Linked DNA regions of Homo sapiens: all the other regions are linked to region 1. A link is an interaction called in ENCODE POLR2A ChIA-PET data of the cell type or tissue named here. Cell type or tissue: PC-3. All regions are shown on one strand.

Region 1 (8,000 bases):
CCTTAAGTCATAACAACAAAAAAATGCCTCCAGATGTTGTCAACTCTCCGTGAAGGATAAAACTGCTCCAGCTTGAGAAGCACCCTGGTCCAAGAAGCATCAGACAATGTGGGGGAACTGCCACAAAATTCCTGCTAGAGGAGACGCTGCTGAGCTAGACATAGGTCTGGTGGACTCAGGAGGGGTAAGACCAAAAAGGAAATGGAGCAGAGGAAGGACCTCACGAACAGAGCATGAGTGATGTGTAGGAGAGGGAAACAGAAAGAAGGGAGTTGCATGAATGGGTGGCATGGGGTGGAAAAGGAGTAAACTCAGTTCAGTATTACTAACCCATGTATTTAAGCGCTTTTTGACTTGTTTTTCCTATTCTGCGTATTTTGGTTAGTTCAGGGTCAGGTTGACAGCTGAATTCTAAAAGATAATATATGCAAAAGCACTTTGCAGACCCTGTGAAGTGCTATTCATATGTAAATTATCAATGTTATTACCATAACAGCAGATGAAAACAATGCACTTTATGGTTTTATTTTGTTTGCATGCACTCTGTAATCCTTAAGAATTCTGAAAAGCAGAGCATTAGTGTGCTGCTTATTAAACCATTGTCTCTCAGCTTCACTCATATACTCTGGTCGTGATGCTGGGGCAACCCCTACAAACCTCATTTTTCTTTGCCAGCCGGCTCCTTGTATTACTCTGCCAGGAGGGGACAGTAGAGGGAGACCCCAAGCCTGGAGACTGGAAAAGGGACTGCTCCTTCCTTTTCCTCTCGAGGTCACCTTGACAACGTCTCTTCACTCCAGCAGCTCAGTTGGTTTCAGCAGCAGTAGCTGATTCCAGTTTTCCCAGCACTCTCAGAACCAGCTTCATGATTCCTTTTCAAAGACACCAGCACCCACTAGCTTGGGATTTCACCCTCCTGAGAGGCCTGGGTCCCAGCTCTGAGTGTTAATAATTTCAGTGTTAATACTTCTAAGTGTGAATAATTCTTTCCTGTGATTCCCCAGCCACAGAGGTGGAAGCTGCTTCCTGTACTTACTACCTCTATGACACTTGTGTTCCCTTTTCAACTTTTCAGTTAATAAATCTTCATATTAAATTATTTCCATTATACTAACTGGCATGGTTTCTGTCTTCTCACTGACCCTGACTACCACTCGTGTTGATTATTCCACCCTTTAGTCACTCCAGATACTCAGGACAGCCATTACAAGGGGAGAAGGAGGAAGATCAAGCCCAGAGTGTCCCACGCTCTATGTGTGACTAGTCTCTGCAAGTAGCTGCTGGATTGACAGACTCCTGAATCACGTAGGGACCACTAATTTTCAGAAAAGCCAGTTAAAATCTCTTCTGGATAGTGCAGAAAACACTGGAAGAGTCTAAAGAACCACAGCATCAAAAGTAGACAAGTGTGAATGACTCAGCATTGATTCTATAACATATTCTGGAAGCCACTATTAGGACTAAATCCTTTTGCTTGAAATTTGCTTGCATGTTTGCAGTTGCTATAATAATACCTTGTATAATATACTGGGCAGAATAACACTAATGGTTTCAGCTACGTTGCTTTTATTTCTTCTACAGACATTGAGGTCCTACTGTGTACTCATAAGACAAGGTCCCTGCTGCCAAAAAAGTAAAAAAAAAAAAAAAAAAAAAAAAACTAACTCAAATAAAAAACAGAATAAAAAGTGCTAAAGCTGGGTAGTAAAGACATTTTCCAATTTCCTGTGTTTCCTATCATTAATGAGGCAACTGGTATTGAAGCATTCTTTTTTTATTTTATTTTATTTTTTTGAGATGGAGTCTCGCTCTGTCACCCAGGCTGGATTGCAGTGGCACATCTCAGCTCACTGCAACCTCTGCCTCCCCGGTTCAAGCAGTTCTCCTGCCTCAGCCTCCCATGTAGCTGGGACTACAGGCGTGCACCACCACGCCCAGCTGATTTTTGTATTTTTAGTAGAGACGGGGTTTTGCCATGTTGGCCAGGCTGGTCTTGAACTCCTGACCTCAGGTGATCCACTCGCCTAGGCCTCCGAAAGTGCTGGGATTACAGGCATGAGCCACTGTGCCTGGCCGAAGAATTCTCTTTTTTTTTTTTTTTTTTTTTTGACAAGGTCTCACTCTCACCCAGGCTGGAGTGCAGTGGCACAATATTGGCTGACTTCAGCCTCAACCTCCTGGGCTCAGGTGATCCTCCCACCTCAGCCTTCCAAGTAGCTCGGACTATAGGCACGCGCCACTACGCTCAACTAATTGTTAAAAATTTTCGTAGAGACAAGGTTTTGCCATTTTCCCCAGGCTGGTCTTGAACTCTTGGGCTCAAGCAATCCTCCAGCTCGGTTTCCCAAAATGCTGGGATTACAGGGTGAGCCACTGCACCTGGCCTCAAACCAATCTTTGAAGGTAGTTATTCAAATCTACTTGTTGTTTTAATGTGAAGATAATTCCTAATGCTTCCTTTCTTTATTCTTTTTTGAAACCTTTTTTGATAGTGAAATATTCTACCCATACATAAATGTACAGCTTAATGAATTTTTACAAGATGAACATCTATATAACCATCATTAAGGTCAGGAAATACAGTCTCAAAAACATTCTTCTCCCTACCTGCCAGAACCGACCACAATCCTAACTTGATGGGAATCACTAAGTGGGTAGTGTTTCCCATAAAATTGCTTTTTTGCTTTTTTTCATAGTTTCCTCCACTAAGTATGGAGCCACAATCACTGTAGAGTGTAATTTAGCCTGTTTTTTATATACAAAAATCATACAGTATGTACTTTTTCTGGGTTTTTGTTGTTGTTCAAAATTGTGTTTTTAGTATGCCTCCATATTGTTACACATAGTTGTATTTCATTCATTTACAGTGCTATGTAGTATGCCAGTATAGGCAATAGCATAATCTAATTAACCATTCTTTTGATGGATAGTTCAGTTATTTCCAGTTTGCATGCACAGGAGCACGCACTTCTTAGGGTAAATACCTAAAAGTGAAATTGCTGGATCCCAAGGCATACATATCCTGGCTAATGTCAAACCATTTTCCAAAATGGTTGGTTGCATCGGTTCTCACGTCCGCCCGCAGAAGGTGACGGTTCTTTGCACTACGTCCTCCCTAGCACCTGACGCTGCCAGACGTTTCAACTTTGGACTTTTCGACTCAACTTATGGTGAGTGTGGTATTATCCGCTGTGGTTTTAATTGGCCTTCTTCTGATTATTAATGAATTAAAGCATCATTTCAATAAACAGATATTTATTGGCCATTTAGATTTCTCGTGTGTTTGTGAAATACCTTTCCATTTACCCATTATTTAATTGGGTTCCTTTTCTTCTTGATTTGTAGCAGTTCCTCGCGTATTTTAGTAGTTTTATTTGTGGCAAAGATCTCCTCCCCCGGGTGGCCTCTGCCCTCCGGCGCTGGGAAGTCCGGGCGGCGAGGCAGCCTCTCCCGGGGCGTTCGGGCTCCTCCGGCTCTGCCCCGATGTCGTTATTACGGCCGTTTGCAGCCTCCGTGCCAGGGCCGGGGGTGCGGTTCGGGACGCGGGATCCTAGGTCGGGTCCTGCCCCGCCCATGTGGCGCCGGCGTCTGTGTTGTCTGCGGTCTCCAGGGCAGCGCCGGGGCGGGCGGGGGCCCGGGCGGCGGCGGCGGCGGCGCGGGAGGATGCGGGGCCCGTCCGGGTCGCGGCCGCGGAGGAGCGCCGGGCAGGTGACGGGCGGTGGCCTCCCGGATCTGGGGTGGGCGGCGCGCCCGGGGAGGGAAACGGGAAGGGCTTACTGGGGATGGGGACGGCAGGAAACCACCCAAGCAAGCTGGGGAGGAGCCGGCGCGGGAGCCTTCGGGACGGAGTGGGGAGCGACAAGGGGGCGAGGCCGCGACAAGGGGCTGGGGGGCCGCCATGCGAGGCTTCGGCGCCCGGGCACCCAGAGCAGCCCTGTTCCCGGTCAATTAGGACCGGTCCCGGGCACCAGGCCCGCCGACTTGTCACTTCCTGGACCTCCAAACGCCCCTTGTGACAGGCCTTGTTCCTCAGGAACAAGCAAAGGTAGAAAACCGAACGCCTCCCCTGGGCAGCTTCCGGCCTGTTTCAAACCAGGGTTCGTTCCTTTTTCTTTACGATTCATCTTGGTGAGCCCAAGCAGGGTTCCTTTTCCCCTCCAGGAGAAAGTTCGATTGTCCCATGCTAGTGGACTAGACCCACTGCAGGGATCCCTGGGGAGCTGGCCGCTTCTTAGTCCCTAGGTGCCATCGGATCTATCGCTGTCTTGTTTATTCAGGAGACTAGTCACCTCTCTTGGTCAGAAATTTCAGCGGCACAACCTTTTTTTTTTTTCACTGGACGGGAGGAGGGAGCCACATTCATGAAATTTAAACGCCCACTTTCTAACTTATTCAAGCTGTCAGCTGTTCCTTCTTCCACCCCATGTTTTGGTAAGATCAGGCCTCCACAGAAAACCCAGCTTTTGTGGCGTTTGGCTTTGCTCTTTGCATACTTTAGCAAACTTCAGGAATCTGCTAACATCAGCAAAATTATCTTCTGTGGTTACTGTTTTATTTTTTATTCATTCCAAGAAAGCTTAGCCTATTTCATTTAAGAAGAGAAGTTCAAGGGACTGAATTATTTTAAGAGTAATTCTAAGTTGCACTATAACGCTTAAGCTTGCTCTTCAGGATCTCAAATTCAGTGACCTTAGCTCCTCCAGTAAAACCGGTGTTAAACAATCTCTTTTACTTAAAATGTGTTAGTATTTGATAGATTTGCTGCTTTCTTGGCACATCCTAAAAAAGCAACAATTAAAATAATAAGGCAGAATGCAATATGTATTTTAAAAATAAGAGACAAAATAATACAACAAACCAGTCTGTAATATTAGAGAATAATATGTTAGTCTACCAACAGGGCAGACTTCGAGTTCAATAGAAAACTCACTTCGTGTGTATTTACATATGAACGTTCCCTTTTGCCTGTTGTTTGTTAAGGTGCTTTCCTCCAAGGATTTGATGATGCTCCTTGCAAACATTAGCAACAAGGTCAACATTATAAGCAATCCTAGGAATAGTAATAAGGTTGTGTCATTTAATTAAAGTTAGGATTTGCCAAAAGAACAAGAGCAAGCCATTAAGACAAATTTTACAGCAATTTCTAATGGTAAAGGTTTCTGTTACCTGACTCACAGAAAAAAAAAAAATGGGTATAAAGGCAGTGAGATAGAAAATAGACCAAAATAGAAATGCTAGGTAGAGATGAAAGGAAGCACAATCCAAAAACATCATGTCCGTTCGGTCCTACATGAACTCAAAGCACCCTTTCCATGGCTCTTTATAATGACCCTTACAGACAGTGCAGGTTCACTTGAATCACACTCGTAAGTGAGTTGGAAGGGACTCCAGCTAACTCTTAGCTGTAATTCAGGCCAATCTCCCACCCACTCAACTTTCCCCAGGATAGCATCCCGTTCGGTAATGTAGACCTCCAGGCTCTGCTTTGGATCGCTCAGTGGCAGAATTCACAAGACCACTAAATCTTTTGTTGAACAGTTTTATTTATTTTTTCTGATAGGGTCACGTTCTGTTACCCAGGCTGGAGTGCAGTGGCACTCCAGCTCACTGCAGCCTCTGCCTGCCCGGCTCGAGTGACCCTCCTCCCACCGCAGTCTCCCGAGTAGCTGGGACTACAGGCCCATCCCACCATGCCCACTAATTTTTTGTATTTTTTTTTTTTTTTTGTAGAGATGGGGTTTTGCCATGTTGCCCGGGGTGGTCTTGAACTCCTGGACTTAAGCGATCTGCCCACCTTGGCCTCCCAAAGTGCTGGTATTACAGGCGTGATTGTTGAACAGTTTTAATCGTTATTATGGGTTTTAAAAAATACCGGATGAGGTTGATCTCCATTTATGTCCACCTAAATTATATGTTCCTATCTAGTCACAACCTGGCTATCAGAAAGTCTTTTCCAAATGATGTTGCCAGCCCATATAGGTCTAGGAACAAAACAGCTTCCCCATTTACAGTTCCAACTATGGAAAACTACACTCTTCTTTCTTCTTACTTTACTTTCCAAAACATAGCCCCTGAACCTGTTTTACTCTATCCATGAATAACTACGGACCATATTTATATTGCCCATAGTTATTTGGGCATTTGAAATAAGGCTATCAAAGTACTGTCCATAATTAACCATTTGTCTTAGTCCAGGCTTGTCTGTAACAAGCCCTTGGAAGCTAGAAATAGGAATCCACTTCCAAGCAGCCATTTATTTCATCAATAAAACTGCATTCGATTACTCAGGCTGCTTATGAGCGCTACATCAGATGTGTTTCTGCAGAGAGAAAAACAATTGTTTTTCTAATAGACCTTTCTTATACACACAAAAGGGTGCATACAAAAGCCTGCAGATAATATAACAAGGTTCTCTTACTCATTTAAATATTTGATTAACGTTGACAGTATTGAGATTTTAGTGGTCGCAGAGTAACATAAATATATTTTTTTTCAGGTAACGCTTTTGTGAACCACAACTTTAAATATCAGCCAGCTGCTCCTATCAACACGAGTATCCCCTGTTAATTTTTTGCATTTTTCAAGATGAGTAAACGTAAACTAATTCCCAAGCTCTCTATTCAATCTCCTGTCCTTCATACCAACTTAAATGTCCAGTCCACACACCCACCTTTGAAGAAAGAAGACTTACATCGGATTTCAAAAGACTCCTTGGAATCTGATTCAGAAAGCCTCACGCAAGAGATTATGTGCCATTCTGAGTTTGATGATCGAATCCGGGGCAACGGTATGGAGCCCGACAGCTTAGACGAGGAGGAAAGCCCTCGATGGGGAAGCCTGCACGAGATGGAAGAGGAAGCAAGTGGAAAAGCAGCTCAGATGGCTCGCGAGCAAAACCACCATACCTGGGACCAGGGCGCCAATAACAGGTAAGGAATTGGCTTGTGTAAGATAATAATGGGCTCTAAAATGTATCATTAGATAATTACTGTCGTCATTCCAAATTAGAGTAAGGGCAAGCTGCCCTAATGAGCGCCGTGTGTGAGACAGGTCTCCAAGCAGCCAAGGATAGCTGGGCACCATGTTTTTTCCATATTCAGATTTTTTTTAATTAAAAAGTGCAATGGGTATTAATAAGGGCAATTCGCATTTCTCATACCATTTACTTCCTGTCCATATTCCAAGTGTCTCCGCACTAGGACCTCACCTGGGAGAAATTCCAGAAAGCCGGGTATGGAAAAGGATGTGGAGTCAGGTGGACTTGATTTGGTCCAGGCGTTGCTGTTTAGTGTATAATCTGGAATAAATCACTTAACTCTTTTTTTTATTTTTTTAAAAATTTTATGTAGTATTAAATATTTACAATAGAGATGGGAGCTCATTATGTTGGCCAGGTTGGTCTTGAACTCCTAGCCTCAAGCAATCCTTCCACTTCAGCCTCCCAAAGTGCTATGATTACAGGCATAAGCCACCATGCCTGACCCACTTAATTCTTTTTTTGGCTCACTTTTTCTCGTCTGTCAAATAACCTGACTTGCCTATCTCACAGGATTGCTATGAATGTCAATAAAGTACAAATAATTGGGGGTAGAATCTTACTTGGCCCATTCAAAGCTAGTAGAGGTCTACCTCTCAGGGCTTGTATGATCATATAAAGATTTAATCTAATAACCAGAATTTAAGGGATTTAACCTTGTGCTATGAGCTACCAAAAAAAAGTAAGGGAATATGAAATAATGTGTGATATCACTCTGTTACAATTGAGGCACTGAGGATATGAGAGTACAGAAGAAGGTAAAAGCTATTGATTAGGAGGAGGTTTTAGTGTGGTGGTGAAGTGCATGGTGTCTGAAGCAGACCATTTGGGTTCAGATAGTGGCTCTGCCACTTACTAGCTGTATAACCTTGGCCAAGTCCAATTATATTTCTGTGCCTCAGTTTCTTCATCAGTAAAAATGGGATAATAATAATAGTTAACCAGTTATTATGAGGCTAAAATA
Region 2 (8,000 bases), 200 kb after region 1:
CCCCAGGAATTAGTCTGCGACTTCGTAGCTCGATGTCAAATCCAGCAATCTGTTAATAGTAATAATAGCTAGTGTTACTGAACACCCACCATGTGTGAAGCCCTGTTCCTAGGCTTGACTGGTGTTGGATGATCTGCCTCTGAAATGGCTCATTCACATGGCTGTTGGCTGGAGGCCTCAGTTTCCTCACTTAAAATAAAACATAAAACATGGGCCTCTATATAAGGCTCTTAAAGCAGCTGGCTTCCCATAAAGTGAGTGATCTAAGAGAGAGAGGATCTGAGTGATCTGAGATCTAAGAGATCTAACATCTAAGAAAGCAAACTGCAGTGCTTTTGCAGATGCAACATACCATCACTTCTGCTGTATTATACTCATCAGAAGTGAGTCACTAAGTTCAGATCACACTCAAAAAGAGGAGAATGAAGGTGTACTTTTTTTTTTTTTTTTTTGGAGATGGAGTTTCGCTCTTGTTGCCCAGGCTGGAGTGAGTGGCACAATCTAGGCTCACTACAACTTCCACCTCCCGGGTTCAAGTGATTCTCCTGCCTTGGCCTCCCAAGTAGCTGGGATTACGGGCATGTGCCACCACGCCCAGCTAATTTTCTATTTTTAGTAGAGATGGGGTTTCACCCTGTTGGTCAGGCTGGTCTCGAACTCCCAACTTCAAGTGATCTGCCCGCCTTGGCCTCCCAAAGTGTTGGGATTACAGGTGTGAGCCACTGCGCCTCGACAAAGGTATATCTCTTGAAGGGAGAAGTAGCAAATCATTACTTGGACATATTTTTAAAACCACCAGAATGCAAATTCTAATAAGTAGAGTATATAAATACATAATAAAGAACTCTTTCAAATCAGTGGGAAAACAGCTAAACCAAAATAGGCACAGAATGTTGAAGTATAACTTTGAAAAAAGTAAAATACTGATTCCGACAAATTAAAGGTTTTATTTAACTTATTAATAAGGGGGCGCTGGGTGTGGTGGCTCACACCTGTGATCCCAGCACTTTGGGAGGCCGAGGTGGGCGGATCACGAGGTCAGTAGTTTGAGACCAGCCCGGCCAACATAGTGAAACCCCGTCTCTACTACTAAAAATACAAGAATTAGCCAGGTGTGGTGGCACACACCTGTAGTCCCAGCTACTCGCTACTCGGGAGGCTGAAGCGGGAGAATCGCTTGAACCTGGGAGGTGGAGGTGGCAATGAGCCAAGACCACGCCATTGCACTGCAGCCTGGGTGACAGAGTGAGACTCTGTCTCAAAAAAACAAAAAACAAAAAAAAACCAACAACAAAAAAAAACAGGGTGGGGGTTAGGAAAATGTTAAAAGTGGTCCAAAGAGCATTTGAGAAATTAGAGACAATTTAACAAAGATGTTATGGAGACAATGTAACAAAGATTAATATCCATGCCCTGCTTCCTTTTGTCTTTCAACTTGGTTTATCCTGTCTTTTTTCAAGACTCAATCTCTAGATTATAAGCCTGGCATACTATTTATTGCACCAAATAAATTTTAACACTGCAAACATGGCTTGTGGATATAGGATTTGGTCAAAAGTCTGAAGTTACTAAATTGATTAAGGAGAAATAATAATAATAGCTAATGTTACTGAACACCCACTGTATGTCAAGCCCTGTTCCTAGGCAGTTGTAAGTAAATGTGTTCATTTACTAACTTTTCAGAAAAACTCTAAGAGGCCAGGTGGCGTTGCGCATGCCGGTAATCGCAGCACTCTGGGAGGTGAAGAAGGGTGGATCGCCTAAGTCCAGGAGTTCAAGACCAGCCTGGCCAATGTGGCAAAACCCTGTCTCTACAAAAATTAGCCAGGTGTGACGGCATGTGCCTGTAATTCCAGCTACTCAGGAGGCTGAGGCAGGAGAGTCGCTTGAACCCGGGAGGCAGAGGCTGCAGTAAGCCAAGATCACACCACTGCACTCCAGCCTGGGTGACAGAGCAAGACCCTGTCCAGAAAAAAAAAAAAAAAGGAAAAAAAGAAAAACTCTATGAGACAGTTAACTATTATTCTCCTTTATAGATTGGGAAATATGCCTAAGGTACTACAGAGTTAGTGGTAGCTGTGATTGAAATCCAGGCAGTTATCTGACTCCACGGCTGATGCTCTTAGTCGCCTACTACTGTCTCTCATCTGTACTTGAAGCAAATCAAATTCTTGATTATAACACATGTACACACGTGTGTGTGCATGAGCACATGCACATACACACTCACAAACACTCTGTGGAGGGGAGAAATCTCATCTACTTGCCTAGAATGGTAGTGGCATATAACTAACTAGCTGCACGGTTTTGTTTGTTTTTGTTTTTAGGAATGGTGTTTATTTAGTACTCCCCTGGATATAGTGAATTTCTTTAGGGGGCTGGCTAATTCACATGTTTGTAAATACAGAGTCAACTGGTGTGTTTTTGTTTTTTTTGGTTGGAGTCTCGCCCTGTTGTCCAGGCTGGAGTGCAATGGCACCATCTCGGCTCACTGCAACCTCCGTGTCTCAGGTTAAAGCAATTCTTCTGCCTCAGCCTCCTGAGTAGCTGGGATTACAGGCACGCATCAGCACACCTGGCTCATTTTTTGTCTTTTAGTAGAGATGGGGTTTCACCATGTTGGTCAGGCTGAACTCCTGACCTCGTGATCTGCCTGCCTCGGCCTCCCGAAGTGCTGGGATTACAGGCATGAGCCGCCACGCTGGGCTGGTTTTTTTTGTGTGTGTTTTTTTTTTTGAGAGGGAGTCTCAGTCTGTCACCCAGACTGGAGTGCAGTGGCGTGATCTTGGCTCACTGCAACCTCCGCCTCCCAGGTTCAGGAGATTTTCCTGCCTCAGCTTCCTGAGTAGCTGAGATTACAGGCGCCCACCACACCCAGCTAATTTTTGTATTTTAGTAGAAACGGGGTTTCACCATGTTAGCCAGGCTGGTCTCAAACTCCTGACCTCAACTGATCTGCCCACCTGGCCCTCCCAAAGTGCTGGGATTACAGGTGTGAGCCACTGTGCCTGGCCAGTCAATTGTTGAGTGGTCTTTGCAACTACTGAATTTATTTTGGTGATAGCCATATCCTTCTGGAGATAAAGATTTTGACCTTAACCTTACTCTTACTTATGATTAGAATGTCTTAACATTGATCTACAATGCAAAAACAAACAGAAAAATGAAACTAAAACCTCTTTGGATGCTTACACTGTACAGTTACTCGCACCACACAGCTTTCCTTCCCAGCTTCGTTGCCTGCTGTGCACTGGTACAGTCCAGAGTAGGACATGGTAAGATTCTGCAGCAGAACTCGTCCAGGGTGGTTGTAGTCTGCACAAGCAGAAAGAATGACTGTAAATCCCTTTAGTGATGGTATCTATATTTATTGTTTACTTTATTGTATCACTGAGCTGAGATTCCGTAATGCTATTTGATAAGAATGAAATGATGGAAAAGATATCCTTTGGGAACATGAGAAGAAAGGTAAACATTTTTTTTAAGTTGTAGCACATCCTCAAAAGTTACAAAAGATTGTGAACATTTAAGGGATACTAAACATAATATTTAGATATAGTGGATTTATGTAGTACATTTCTTCCAATCTCTTTTACTACTTTTACATGTCATTTGAGGAAAGGAAAGACAGATTTTCTGTTCTAGTTAATGGATTTTAAAAATGGCAGTTCAGGAGGTTCAGCAGGGTATTTCAGGTCACATAGTGAGTTGCTGAGAAAGCTGATTTAGAGCTCACGGATAGAGGACTATTTTGTTGGCTCAATAGATTGGTAGGAAGATGACTTACCAATCCTAGATTTGGGAGGCAGACGTTCATCCTCTCCCTCTTTCTCTCGGATTCGCTGCCAGTAATACACAATGGGCTCTGTGCCAGAGGATGACTCACACTGCAAAGTCAGGTCACTTCCTTCTGTCAGCTCTCCTTCCAACTCACACTTGGGCTTGGATGGTCTCACTGGCAACAGCAACAACAAGCAAAAGTGTAGTGATTCAAAGATCCCCAAACACCAGATTCAATGGAAAAATTATGTCCTATTGAGTTGCTTCTCCAGCCATCTGTTTTGGTCAACTTTTGAGTGGGGATTCAACTAGCCTTGCTTTACACTACCCCCACCAAAACATCCACCTCCATCCCCTAAGCACACATACCCGCAACTCCAGTGGTGCTGTTTTAATTTTTGGGGCAGAGGCTGCCTCATTACTTCTCAAAGAAGACACATTATTATTGGACATTTTAGGAAAGTTGAGCATGGTTTTACTGATACAGAAGTGTATTAATTTGGAAGCAATTAAGTAGAACTTGGTAGCTCTTGCTGTCAAAAAACAGAAATGAATTTGAATCATATCTGAGAGACTTAAATATGAAGATCCCACTTAAATATTAGAGAATATGTTTTGTAATGGACAACTATGGAAAATTGCTCTTATATTTTCATTTTTTATTATGGCTATAATACAGAAGATACACATTTCTTTCCAGGGAACTGGACGAGGTGACCTCTGAATGTGTAATCCAAAGTACTGAACATGATGTTTTGTACCACCGTGATGCATATGGCTATCCCTCTTAGATACCTTAGAAATAAGCTGTAGACATTCACTTTGGCATCCTATCTTACCTAAGACTTTTAAGATGACATGGCTCCACACGTAGCGCCCTGAATTCTTAACCTTACAGGTGTACCGGCCCTCATCACTGGGCTTCAGAGGTTCAATCTGCAAGGAGGCATCTCCTGCCAGGAAATTGGAAGCAAAGGCCACTCGGCCCTTCTGTTCCTCAGTCAAGTTATTGTAGACATGACGACTGGAGTAAGTGATCACCTGTGGGATAGACCGAGGCAGAGTCAAGCAGCGTAACTCTCAGCCTGCCTTTCCTGATGGTGTGAAGAAGAGGAAAGGGAGTACTCCCAGTGGCACAAAGTAGTCAAGCCTGGGGCTGAGAGTCCAAGAGACCTCTGTTCTAAATAAAAGTTAAAAATACAGTACATTTGCACCTAGGCCTTGCCTCTCCTTCCAAAAATAATAACACTTCATGTTTGTGTAGCATTTTAGTTATAAAGTATTATATTAAATGCTCAGAACCACTCCATCTTACAGGTAAGGAATTTGAAGTTTGACTTACATACTGAAGTTCACACAGCTAAGTCAAGGAAAGGAGGAAACCATGCAAGTGTACAGCTATGCATGTATTAAGCATAGACTTATGAAAGGAAAAGAAACCTCGGGACCCCTCGGGAAGCCAAAGGGAAGGTCGAGCTTGGAACGATGTCGGCAAACCTGCCTCCCATTCTTTTTTTTTTTTTTTTTTAAGTATTTGAGAGACTTCTATGAGACAGGACTGTTTCCTTGGTTTTATTTATTTATTTATTTATTTTTGAGACAGTCTCGCTCCGTCACCCAGGCTGAAGTGCAGTGGCACAATCTTGGCTCACTGTAACCTCCGCTTCCTGGGTTCAAGCAGTTCTCCTGCCTCAGCCTCCTGAGTAGCTGGGATTACAGGTGTACACCACCATGCCCGGCTAACTTTTGTATTATTGGTAGAGACAGGGTTTCGCCATGTTGGCCAGGCTGGTCTTGAACTCTTGGCCTCAGGTGATCCACCCTCCTTGGCCTCCCAAAGTGCTGGGATTACAGACATGAGCCACCACGCCTGGCCTGCCTTCCATTCTATTCCTGAATAAGAAATAAGATAGCTACAAAGATAAAAAAAAAAAAAAAAAAAAAGCTTACAGTACTCCTGCACAATTTGCCCACAAGGTGACTGCTTGTGGACAAAGGACAGACAGAACTCACAGTTACCCCTCTGCACACATGAGATAAATGCATATCTGATTGCTTCCTTTGCCCTATTTCACTAAGCCGAACTAATTTTTTATGTTTTTTTTTTTTTGTTTTTTTTTTGAGATAGAGTCTCACTCTTGTCGCCCGGTCTGGAGTACAATGGTGCGATCCTGGCTCACTGCAACCTCTGTCTCCTGGGTTCAAGCAATTCTTCTGCCTCAGTCTCCTGAGTAGCTGGGATTACAGATGCATGCCACCATGACTCGCTCATTTTTGTATTTTTAGTAGAGCTGGGGTTTCTCCATGTTGGCCAGGCTGGTCTTGAACTCCTGACCTCAGATGATCTGCCTGCCTCAGCCTCCCAAAGTGCTGGGATTACAGGTGTGAGCCACTGCGCCTGGCCCTAATTTTTTATTTTAGTAGAGATGGGGTTTCACCATTCTGGCCAGGCTGGTCTCAAAGTCCTGACCTCAGGTGATCCACCCTCCTCGGCTTCCCAAAGTGCTGGGATTACAGGTGTGAGCCACTGCGCCTGGCAAATCTCTTCTTTGGTTCAAGTGATTTATAATCAAGTGAGATTAACAAGGAAAGACTATTAAACAGAGAAAAAGAAATGATTTATTTGAAATAGTATCAAGGAGAGTGTCCCAGACAAGTTGGTGGCATTTGAGCTAGGCTTTGAGAGGCAAGGAGAAAAGGCCTGGAGGGAGCATTCCAGCTACACAGAAGGGCACTAAAAAAGGCATGCAAGCATATGGGCATCTCCCAGGCACATTTCAGCTGCAGCTGTTCCAAATTGTTTCACTCAAGCCCTCAACCCTGCCTTTGATCACGTGTTGCTCCACAGCTCTTCAGAGCCTTTCCTGAGAAGGTTCTCTCAATCAGATAAAACCTATGAACTCTGACCCAGAAAAAACTCACATATTATTTTGCAGATAATTCCATGGGGTTCCTAGCACTCAAGGGAAAGCCCTCTGCTTTAGGCACAGATGGGGAAGAGCTAGGATCACAGCCCTTCTCCTGGATGTGGTACTTGTTTGTTCTAAATATTTGTGGGGGCCAGATGCGTGGTGGTTCACGCCTGTAATCCAAGCACTTTGGGAGACCAAGGCTGGTGGTTTGCTTGAGCCCAGGAGGTTGAGGCTATAGTGAGCCAAGACTGCGCCACTGTACTCCAGCCTGGGTGACAGAGTGAGACCCTGTCTCAACAAATAAAATTTAAAAAAAGAAAAAAATGTAACTGGGTGCGGTGGCTCACAACTGTAATCCCAGCATTTTGGGACGCCAAGGCAAGCAGATCACTTGAAGTCAGGAGTTTGAGACCAGCCTGGCCAACATGGTGAAACCCTGTCTCTACTAAAAAATACAAAAATTAGACAGGTGGCCTGACGTGGTGGCTCACGCCTATAATCCCAGTCCTTTGGGAGGCCGAGGTGGGCAGATCACCTGAGGTTGGGAGTTCAAGACCAGCCTGACCAACATGGTGAAACCCCGTCTCTACTAAAAATACAAAATTAGCCGGGCGTGATGGCGCATGCCTATAATCCCAGCTACTCGGGAGGCTGAGGCAGGAGAATTGCTTGAACCCGGGAGGCGGAGGTTGCAATGAGCCAAGATCACGGCATTGCACTGCAGTCTGAGCAACAAGAGCGAAACTCCGTCTCAAAAAAAAAAAGAAAGAAAGAAAAAACTAGGTGTGGTGGTGTGCGCCTGTAAACCCAGCTACTCAGGAGGCTGAGGCAGCAGAATCACTTGAACCTGGGAGGCAGAGATTGCAGTGAGTGGAGATTATGCCACTGCACTCCAGCCTGGGCAACATAACAAGATTCTGTCTCAAAAAAATAAAATGAAATAAATAAATATTTGCGGCTCGGTGCAGTGGCTCATGCCTGTAATCCCAGTACTTTGGGATGCCGAGGCGGGTGGATCACGAGGTCAAGAGATCGAGACCATCCTGGCCAATATGGTGAAACCCTGTCTCTACTAAAAATACAAAAATTAGCTGGGTGTGGTGGCATATGCCTGTAGTCCCAGCTACTAAAGAGGCTGAGGCAGAAGAATCGCTGGAACCCAGGAGGCAGAGGTTCCAGTGAGCCAAGATCATGCCACTGCACTCCAGCCTAGGGACAGAGTGAGACTCTGCCTCAAAACAAGACAAAACAAAACAGAAAAATGTTTGTAGGGTGTTGTTGGCCCCACATCCTGTTGTACTCTGTAGG
Region 3 (8,000 bases), 280 kb after region 1:
TCACTTCCTGGCTGTTGAACTTGGGCAAGTTTCTTCACCCCTGTGAGCCCCAGGTTGTTTTCATTTACAAAGGGTGGTGCTAGTGATACACAGCACACAAGGTAGTCATTACTAAGATTGAATAATATAATTGCATCGAGGGCTTCGATGTGTGGCATAGAGAGAATGTTCAGTGAATATTATCTATGACCATTGCTATTCTATGTCTAATGCACTGAACCCCTTTCTATGTGCCAGGGATTGTGCTAGGCACTTGGGAGTCAAATATAAGTCAGACCTCCCTTAAGCAGTTCATGAAGTAGTTGCTATGTAGGCCTAGTTCTAAGACATTTCGAAAATGTGAGAAAAGCCAAAGATCCGTCAAAGCATTAAAGAAATCATTGTGCTTAAAATTGGATGTGTGTATGTTATTTAAAAAATACCTAAAATGGTGTTTGGAAAGCCCAGCAAAAACCCAGTCTCTCCCGGAAATAGTTTAACAGTTACTTTCAGTGAGAAGGTAAATATCAGCCTTCCAGAATGTGCTCATAGTAGATTACGGAATTAGTCCACGTGGGAGCTTGCAGGCTACTAAGACGGAGCTGCGCTTGGCCCGGCGATGGGGCAAGCCTGCATGTGACAGGAAGGAGGAGGAAGAAACAGGTGCGGTGGGTGAGGAGGCTACAGTGTGTCTTCTCAGGTCTCCTGTGGGCAGGCAAGCCTGGGGTACCCTCCAGGCAGCATATGAGTGTGGGCAGCATCTGAATGAGAACATGAGAACCTGTCACTTACTGGTTGGAGTCAAGGAATGCATAAAATTGGTGTGCTGTGTCAGTTTTAATTTATGTTAGCCTTACTATTTCAATCTTGGCATAATTATCTCACACTTAACAGAATAAGGGAGGGGCAACTGACACGTACAAGGCAGTGAGGTGGCGGGAGGCCCAGGGGGCACACAGGAAGGGTGGTTTTTGGAGGATGGCTGTGGCACCTTGAGTCTGCAGGGATGAGTAGGTGTTTTCCATAATTCTCTGCCAATCCTCTCAGTCAATTAATAGTTGTTGCTTTAAAAAATTATTTTCAATTTCTAGCCAAAAGGAAGAACAATGAGGAATGTATCAATTTTTTTGGTTTACATCTAGCACATTGGTTTGTTTTTAAGACCTCCTGCCTGATGATGATGATAATTTTATTTTTGTAACAAGCTGTTAAATGCTCGGAGAACCACAAAACAGACCCTGGTGGTAAGAATTTGTTTCAATAATCCCGGCTGGGTGCGGTGGCCCACGCCTGCAATCCCAGCAGTTTGGGAGGCTGAGGCGGGAGGATCACCGGAGGTCAGGAGTTTGAGGCCAGCCTGGTCAACATGGTGAAACCCTGTCTCTACTAAAAAATACGAAAATTAGCCGGTCATGGTGTCACGTCCCTGTAGTCTCAGCTACTTGGGAGGCTGAAGCAGGAGAATCACTTGAACCCGGGAGGCAAAGGTTGCAGTGAGCCAAGATTGCACCACTGCACTCCAGCCTGGGCAACAGAGCGAGACTCTGTCTCAAAAAAAAAAAAAAAAAAAAAAAAAGGAAAGTAAAAGAATTTATTTCAATAATCCAATTATACCCTGAACTTTTTCCTGAGAAGATAGATACTGACATTTTCAGAAGGACAGTGCTTAGAAGCATGTTTTGCTGCATGTCTTCACTGCACTTATTAATGATTTCCTAAATGCTGGCTCACATGGACGCAGTTAATTTCAAGGGGAAATCAGAGTGCAGCAGATATGCAACGAGAAACTTGGGAAAGGAGCTGAATTATGCAGAATTATTTGGATTGGCTCAAGTTAGAGACAAGTCTCTGATTGACTTGTTTTCTAAGATGTATAATAGCTTAGTCCTATTTCCATTCTCTTCCTTTTGAAGCCTCTTCCTCTATAAACATCTCAGGCATGAATTCTTCAAAGAAGTTGACAAGGGGGAGGGGTGCAGTGACTCAAGCCTGTAATCCCAGAACTTTGGGAGGCTGAGGTGGGCGGATCACCTGAGGTCAGGAGTTCAAGACCAGCCTGGCTAACCTGGCAAAACCCCATCTCTACTAAAAATACAAAAATTAGCCAGGCGTGGTGGTGCATGCCTGTAATCCCAGCTACTCAGGAGGCTGAGGCAGGAGAATTGCTTGAACCCAGGAGGTGGAGGTTGCAGTGAGCCAAGATCACACCACTGCACTCCAGCCTGGGTGACAGAGTGAGACCCTGCCTCAAAAAAAAAAAAAAAAAGGTGACAAGAAACTTGCCTTCCTATTTATTGATTGAAACAGGCAGCATTAGATTTCCTTGGCCTTCCTTTGACAGCAGCACTGGAAAGGGACAGGAAAGGCAATTACTTGTCCAAAGGTATGTACTAGGTATGTACCAGGTGCCTACTACGTGCCCAGCCCTGGGCCTAGCCCTGGGTTCTGCCCAGTGAGATTTGTAAGAGCAGTGCTTTAAGACTTGGTTTCTAATCACAAGTTACTTATAATCTATTTGAGACTGTAGAACTGAGACAGATGGAGCAAATAATTTAACCTGTTAAATATGTATCAAGCCCTTACCATGCACTAAACCAGTCATGCTCAGCCTGCATGTGAGAAGCACTGATTTTTTTTTTCTTTAAATGCAGAATGGGTTCGGGTATGGTGGCTCATGCCTGTAATCCCAGCACTTTAGGAGGCCAAGGTGAGTGGACTGCTTGAGCCCAGGAGTTCGATACCAGCCTAGGCAACATGGTGAAACCCCATCTCTAAAAAAAGAAAAAAATACAAAGAATTAGCCAAGCATGGTGGCAATGTGCCTGCAGTACCAGCTACTTGGGTAGCTGAGATGGGAGGATTTCTTGAGCCCGGGAAAGAAAGGTTGCAGTGAGCCAAGATTGCACCACAGCATTCCAGCCTGGCAACGGAACAAGATTCTGTCTCAAAATAAATAAATAAATAAATAAACAAACAAATATACAAAAATAAATACAGAATGGCTGGGCGTCACCCCTCAGAACAGCAGTCCCCCAAGAGTAGTTTTTGGACGAGCATCACCATCATCTGGTCACGTATTACACATGCAGACTCTTGGACCTAAACTCCCTTGGGGTGGATTCCAGCAATCTGTGTCTTCACAAGCCCTGCAGGTGCTAACGATGCACTGGCTCTCAAATTGGAGAACCACTTGATTCAGTAGGCCTCATGTACAATATGAGGCTTTGAGCTCCTGAATACCTGCACAGAGAACCTTGATGTGGAGCTAGGATTGAGAACCCCTGTGCTGGCAACAGGAAAGATGCAGAGATGCAGAGAACATGGCCCCAACCTGAAGAAGCTCACAGTTTAGTGGACAATGTTAAACCAAATGCCACTGAGTGCCACAGAACAGCTCAGTCTAAGGGGAAGTTCCTGGAGGACACAGAGCTCATTTTAGAGTTGAACAGGATTCTAAAGAGCTACAGGAAGATCTCTCAGAGGAATAGATGAGCAGAAGGACCCGAGGCAGGAGAAAGTGGGAAGAACAGACAGCGACTCAGCTTTGAAGAAAGCATCCATTTATTCATTTAACAAACATTTCCTGAGAGTCTACTCTTCAGCTGATTATTTATGATTTATAACACACCAGTTTCCAAAATGATTTGAGGTGGTTTATAATGTTAAAACACATCCAAAACAGGAACGTGTATAATGTATAATGCATGTATAATGCAAATAGAACAGAGATCCATTAAGAGGAACTGGGAAATAAATCTTTCAGGCACCTGGGATGAATTAATTGAGGGCTTGCTGGGAGCAAGACACCGTCAGAGGTGCTATGGGGTTTGCTGAGAGAGATGAAGGAGCTTATAGTCCACAAGGGAAGATAAAAGTTGCATAAATGGCCAGGTGTGATGGCTCACACCTGTAATCCAAGCACTTTGGGAGGTCAAGGTGGGCGGATCGCTTGAGCTCAGGAGTTTGAGAACAGCCTGGGCAACATGACGAAACATTGTCTCTAAAAAAAAAAATACAAAAAAAAGCAGCCAGGCATGGTGGCAAGTGCCTGTAGTCCCAGCTGCTTGGGGGGCTGAGGCAGGAGGATCACTTGAGCCCGGGAGGCTCAAAAGCTGCCTGTGAGTCAAGACGGCACCACCGCACTCCAGCCTGGGTGATAGAGTGAGACCCTGTCTCAAAAAAAAAAGAGAGAAGAAAACCAAAAAATAAAAAATCAGCATAAATAACCATATTTAGGCAAAGAGCCATGGCAGATTCAAGGCAGGAGAGATCATTCCCAGCTAGGAAAGTGGGTACCTGTACCTTGAAGAAGGGAGAGGGTTTGGGGGCTGAAGGAAGGGGAGATTAGGGCTACAGCTGGAAGCAGGAAGAAGAGTCAGGAGAAAGAAGGGTGTCCACAAATTCCCTAAGCAAAGAGGCAAGGGAGACAAAGAACAGGATAAATCAATGGGAATCCTGAGAGTTCCCATTGAAAATGCCACGGCTAGATCTTAGAGGGTCTTCACTTCAGTTGGAGAAATTTGTGTCCTGTTTGCTAGTCAGTGAGGAGTGACTGAAGGTGTTTCAGCTAGGAATTAACATGGGGAAGTCATACTTTAGAAAGATTAATTTAGCAGACACATGTAGCATGGAGCAGAAAGACAGGCTACAGGTAGGGAGACCATTCAGGAGGCTGAAACCTGGTCTAGACTCCAGAGGAGAAGTAAGCATGGCCTGAGCTGGAGATAGCAGGAGCAAGAGAAAGGAAGAGAGTTGAAAGAGACACTATGGAGCTGTAATCTATGGCTTGCTACTCAAAGCGTGGCCTGGGGACCAGCAGCAGTACCTGGGAACTTGTTAGAAAAGTAGAACCTAGAGCCCCACCCAGATCCCTACTAAATCAGAATCTGCATTTTGCCAGGAGCCTTCAGTAAAAGGGGAGAACCACTGGCCCCTAGGGCCTGGCAACTTACTAAGTGTAGGGAACAGGAGAGGGAGAAGGTCCTAAGGTAATGTCAGATCTTTCAAGGACTGGATCCTAGGGGTTAGAGGTAGAGTCAGAATTAATTTGCGTGGAGGCTGAGAGGGCCAGACTAATGACCAGCTTATGGGTTCTGAGGCCCACAGCTAGAGGGAGATGTTGGGAGCTAGAGTGTCTCTGCTTAAATTTCGAATCTTTACTGCAAATCATTGTACAGTGGAGCCGCTCAATCACATCGTCTACAGGTTCCCTCTGTAAAATGCAACAATGACAATAGTGCCCACATTTTGTTTTATTAAAAAAATCCAAATTAATTGGCCAACTATTTATTTTCCAGTAGTGATGATAGTGATATTAACAACAACATGGCCTACCATTTATTTATCAGTGTTTGCTCTGTTCCAGGGGAAGTACTAAATAATTTGCTTCTACGAAAATCAATAGTAAATACCTACCAAAAATTGTCCTTATCTGTTATATTTACCCCCATTCGTATCATATAATTTATCTATTTCTTTGTCTGTCTGCCTTAATAGACTCCCCTTGGATTTCCTGGTACCTAAAATAGGGCCTCACAATTAGTAGGAACTCATTGATTTAGTTATTGTTATTTTTATTTTTATTTTATTTCCTGAGAGGAAGTCTTGCTCTGTCACCAAGGCTGGAGTGCAGTGGCCCACTCTCAGCTCACTGCAACTTCTGCCTCCCGGGTTCAAGCAATTCTCCCACCCTAGCCTCCCCAGTAGCTGGGATTACAGGCACGTGCCACCACGCCTAGCTAGTTTTTGTATTTTTAGTAGAGACAGGGTTTCGTCATGTTGGTCAGGCTGGTCTCTAATTCCTGACCTCAGTTGATTGACCCATCTCGGCCTCCCAAAGTGCTGGAGTTAAAGATGTGAGCCACCATGCCTGGCTTGATTTTTTTTTTTTTAAATGAATGAAAAACTAATCAAGTGAGAGTAGCTATCTGTATAGCACTTTAAACACCGTGACAATTTAGCACACAACATTGTACTTGTTTATGCATCTGTCTCACATGGGAAGAGATGAGCTTATCCATCTTCCTGTTCCCAGTCTGAACCTAGTGTCAGCCTCAATAAAGTAAGTGCTCAAAACATTTAGATGAATAAATGAGTTTGTAGTTTGCACTAACATGTTTTTAAAACATGATAATACACTCCTAAAGTTAGGAAAAGTGACCTTAGAATCATTGGAATTGAAACTAACCAAAGAATGTTATAACATAATCAAGTATATTCTAATATGTCCAAGAAAGAAAGGATGTCGTAACAGAAGGGTCATGCTCTCTACAAAGTTCTAGAAAAAGGACTGTAAAAACGCGATTTTGACAGTATCATTCTACATTGTGCATGGGACAGGCTACGCGTCTGATAAAAATAGACACCTCTTCAGACCAGAGACAACTTTTCCAGTTTTTACCAGCCTGATGGAAGGATCCTCATATCCACCATAGCATCTTCTGATCTGTCAGCTGCCCTCTGATGACAAGGCATCCCCCAGGAGGGAGTGTTCCAAACACGTAGCTAACCTTGGTATAAACAGGCTGCTAAAAACAGCCTGAAAGTAGGGAGAAGTTTGAATCCCAGCTCCACCATATGGTAAGTCTAAAACCTTGAGCAATTTACTTGACCTATTACAACTTTAGCTTCATTCATAAGGATGAAACTAACAGTTATGACATTAAAACAACAAAATAGTGTATATGAAGTCCATGATCCAGTATCTGGTACCTACCGCATAATATTAATACTCTAGCCCTGTTCCTGACCATCCCTTCCCTCCATGCCCAGATGTCCCTCTCATAGTTAACAAGGACATTATTATTTTTCTGCATCCTGGCAGGTGCACAAAGGTCCATGGTGTCCATGGTGACCATCTTAAAGTACTGATTCCCCAGGCCTTAGCAGCTCGCCACTAAAAGCTTTCCTCTTTTTAGCATCATTATTTTCAGTTTCCTGACTTGCTAGAAATTCACCGAGCCAGCTTCAAAAGCAGTGTTCTTTGTACCCAGCCCAAAGACTGTAGGGACCTTTCCCAAACCCTCCCTTAATCTTTCATCAGCCTAGGGACTAAGAGAGCACAGGGTCTACCCAGGACAAGCAGGACAAGTGAGACCTAGTGCCCTCTCCCCAGGAAGATACCACGGGAAGCAAGGTGATGTAGAGAGGCCGGCCTTCCCACAGTCAGCAACCAGATTGGACTGTCAACACTGTCAAGCCATCTTTCATTTTCCCAAGTTCTATTAAGGTTTTGCTACTTCCAGTATGCTTAAAAAGGTCTTAAATTTCAAGAGAAAATTTTAAAATTCAACAGGCATAAGATCTGAATTCTCTACTACAAAGCCATATGGACTCATCCTACATCAAAATGCCACCAAAAATTCATGATTTGCAGCCACAATCCTTCCATTCATTCCACCTTCCAACCTCCTTTCCGCATCGTGAGGCTTCATACCTCGCAGGCCTGAAGGGGGAGCAGTCGAGCCCAAGTTCTGGGGCACTGGTAGTGTTGGATGTAGCGAGGTTTCTAGTAGTTACTGTGGGCATCCCTACATCCAGGTGCCTCTTCTCCAGCCTTATCTCTTTCGCCAAGCCCCAGGGCTACACCCTCTTCAGAGAGATTGACTATAAATGGTCATGGGGGAAGCAGTCAGAATGCCAAGAGCTGCAAGCCTGACAGAGCTTGTGTATCAGCCTGACGGCTTCAATAGCCCAGAGTCTGCTGCGTGGAATCCCAAACAGCCTTGTATCTTCCTCCCTAACCACAGACAGCCTGCCTGCCTCTTGGGCCTTGTTTAAACAAGATGAGAGCAGGCCGTGTTTGGACTAGAAGGCCCGTGACCCTTCCCCAGTGTGGGAGAACAGGTCAGCAAGACATGGTGCAGCCTGAATGTGAGCTGCTCTCTTGCTTTTAGGTCTTCCTGACTTTCAGAAACTGGGGGCCATAAGAGCTCCACCATCTCAGAAGTCTGCTGCCAATAGGAGGAAATAGTTCAGGTTCTGTTGCACGGCAGGGTGACTATGGTTGACAACAGTGTATT

What was found. ChIA-PET counts read pairs that join two places held together with the same protein. Peaks named below come from ENCODE experiments on the same cell type or tissue, not always from the same donor. Only the 100,000 strongest peaks of a DNase experiment are listed, where the experiment ranks them.
Region 2: POLR2A ChIA-PET joins it to region 1 with 13 read pairs; 2 of 35 experiments call an interaction of 5 or more read pairs at or near these places.
Region 3: POLR2A ChIA-PET joins it to region 1 with 11 read pairs; 2 of 35 experiments call an interaction of 5 or more read pairs at or near these places.

The regions. Positions count from the first base shown.
Region 1 is chr11:122,879,265-122,887,264 of GRCh38, forward strand. JHY (junctional cadherin complex regulator) reads left to right here and starts at 3,495. Exons shown (of 9, transcript NM_024806.4): 1 at 3,495-3,708; 2 at 6,497-6,929. The coding sequence starts at 6,586. RefSeq lists a silencer at 3,614-3,973. In PC-3, no CTCF peak of the experiment used is centred here; a DNase peak (open chromatin) is centred at 4,287; H3K4me3 peaks cover 2,264 bases; H3K27ac peaks cover 999 bases.
Region 2 is chr11:123,079,893-123,087,892 of GRCh38, forward strand. It overlaps CLMP (CXADR like cell adhesion molecule), which reads right to left. Exons shown (of 7, transcript NM_024769.5): 3 at 4,620-4,821; 4 at 3,788-3,955; 5 at 3,193-3,315. LOC124902775 (a long non-coding RNA gene) reads left to right here. Exons shown (of 2, transcript XR_007062927.1): 2 at 3,122-4,985. Among named protein-coding and RNA genes, the nearest start is that of HSPA8, 22 kb to the left of the region's middle. RefSeq lists an enhancer at 3,729-4,023. In PC-3, no CTCF peak of the experiment used is centred here; a DNase peak (open chromatin) is centred at 3,889; H3K27ac peaks cover 1,943 bases.
Region 3 is chr11:123,158,750-123,166,749 of GRCh38, forward strand. The region is part of intron 1 of CLMP (CXADR like cell adhesion molecule); the gene reads right to left. Among named protein-coding and RNA genes, the nearest start is that of CLMP, 32 kb to the right of the region's middle. RefSeq lists an enhancer at 7,988-8,000. In PC-3, CTCF peaks have their summits at 5,107 and 7,411 (motif pointing right); a DNase peak (open chromatin) is centred at 32; H3K27ac peaks cover 1,402 bases.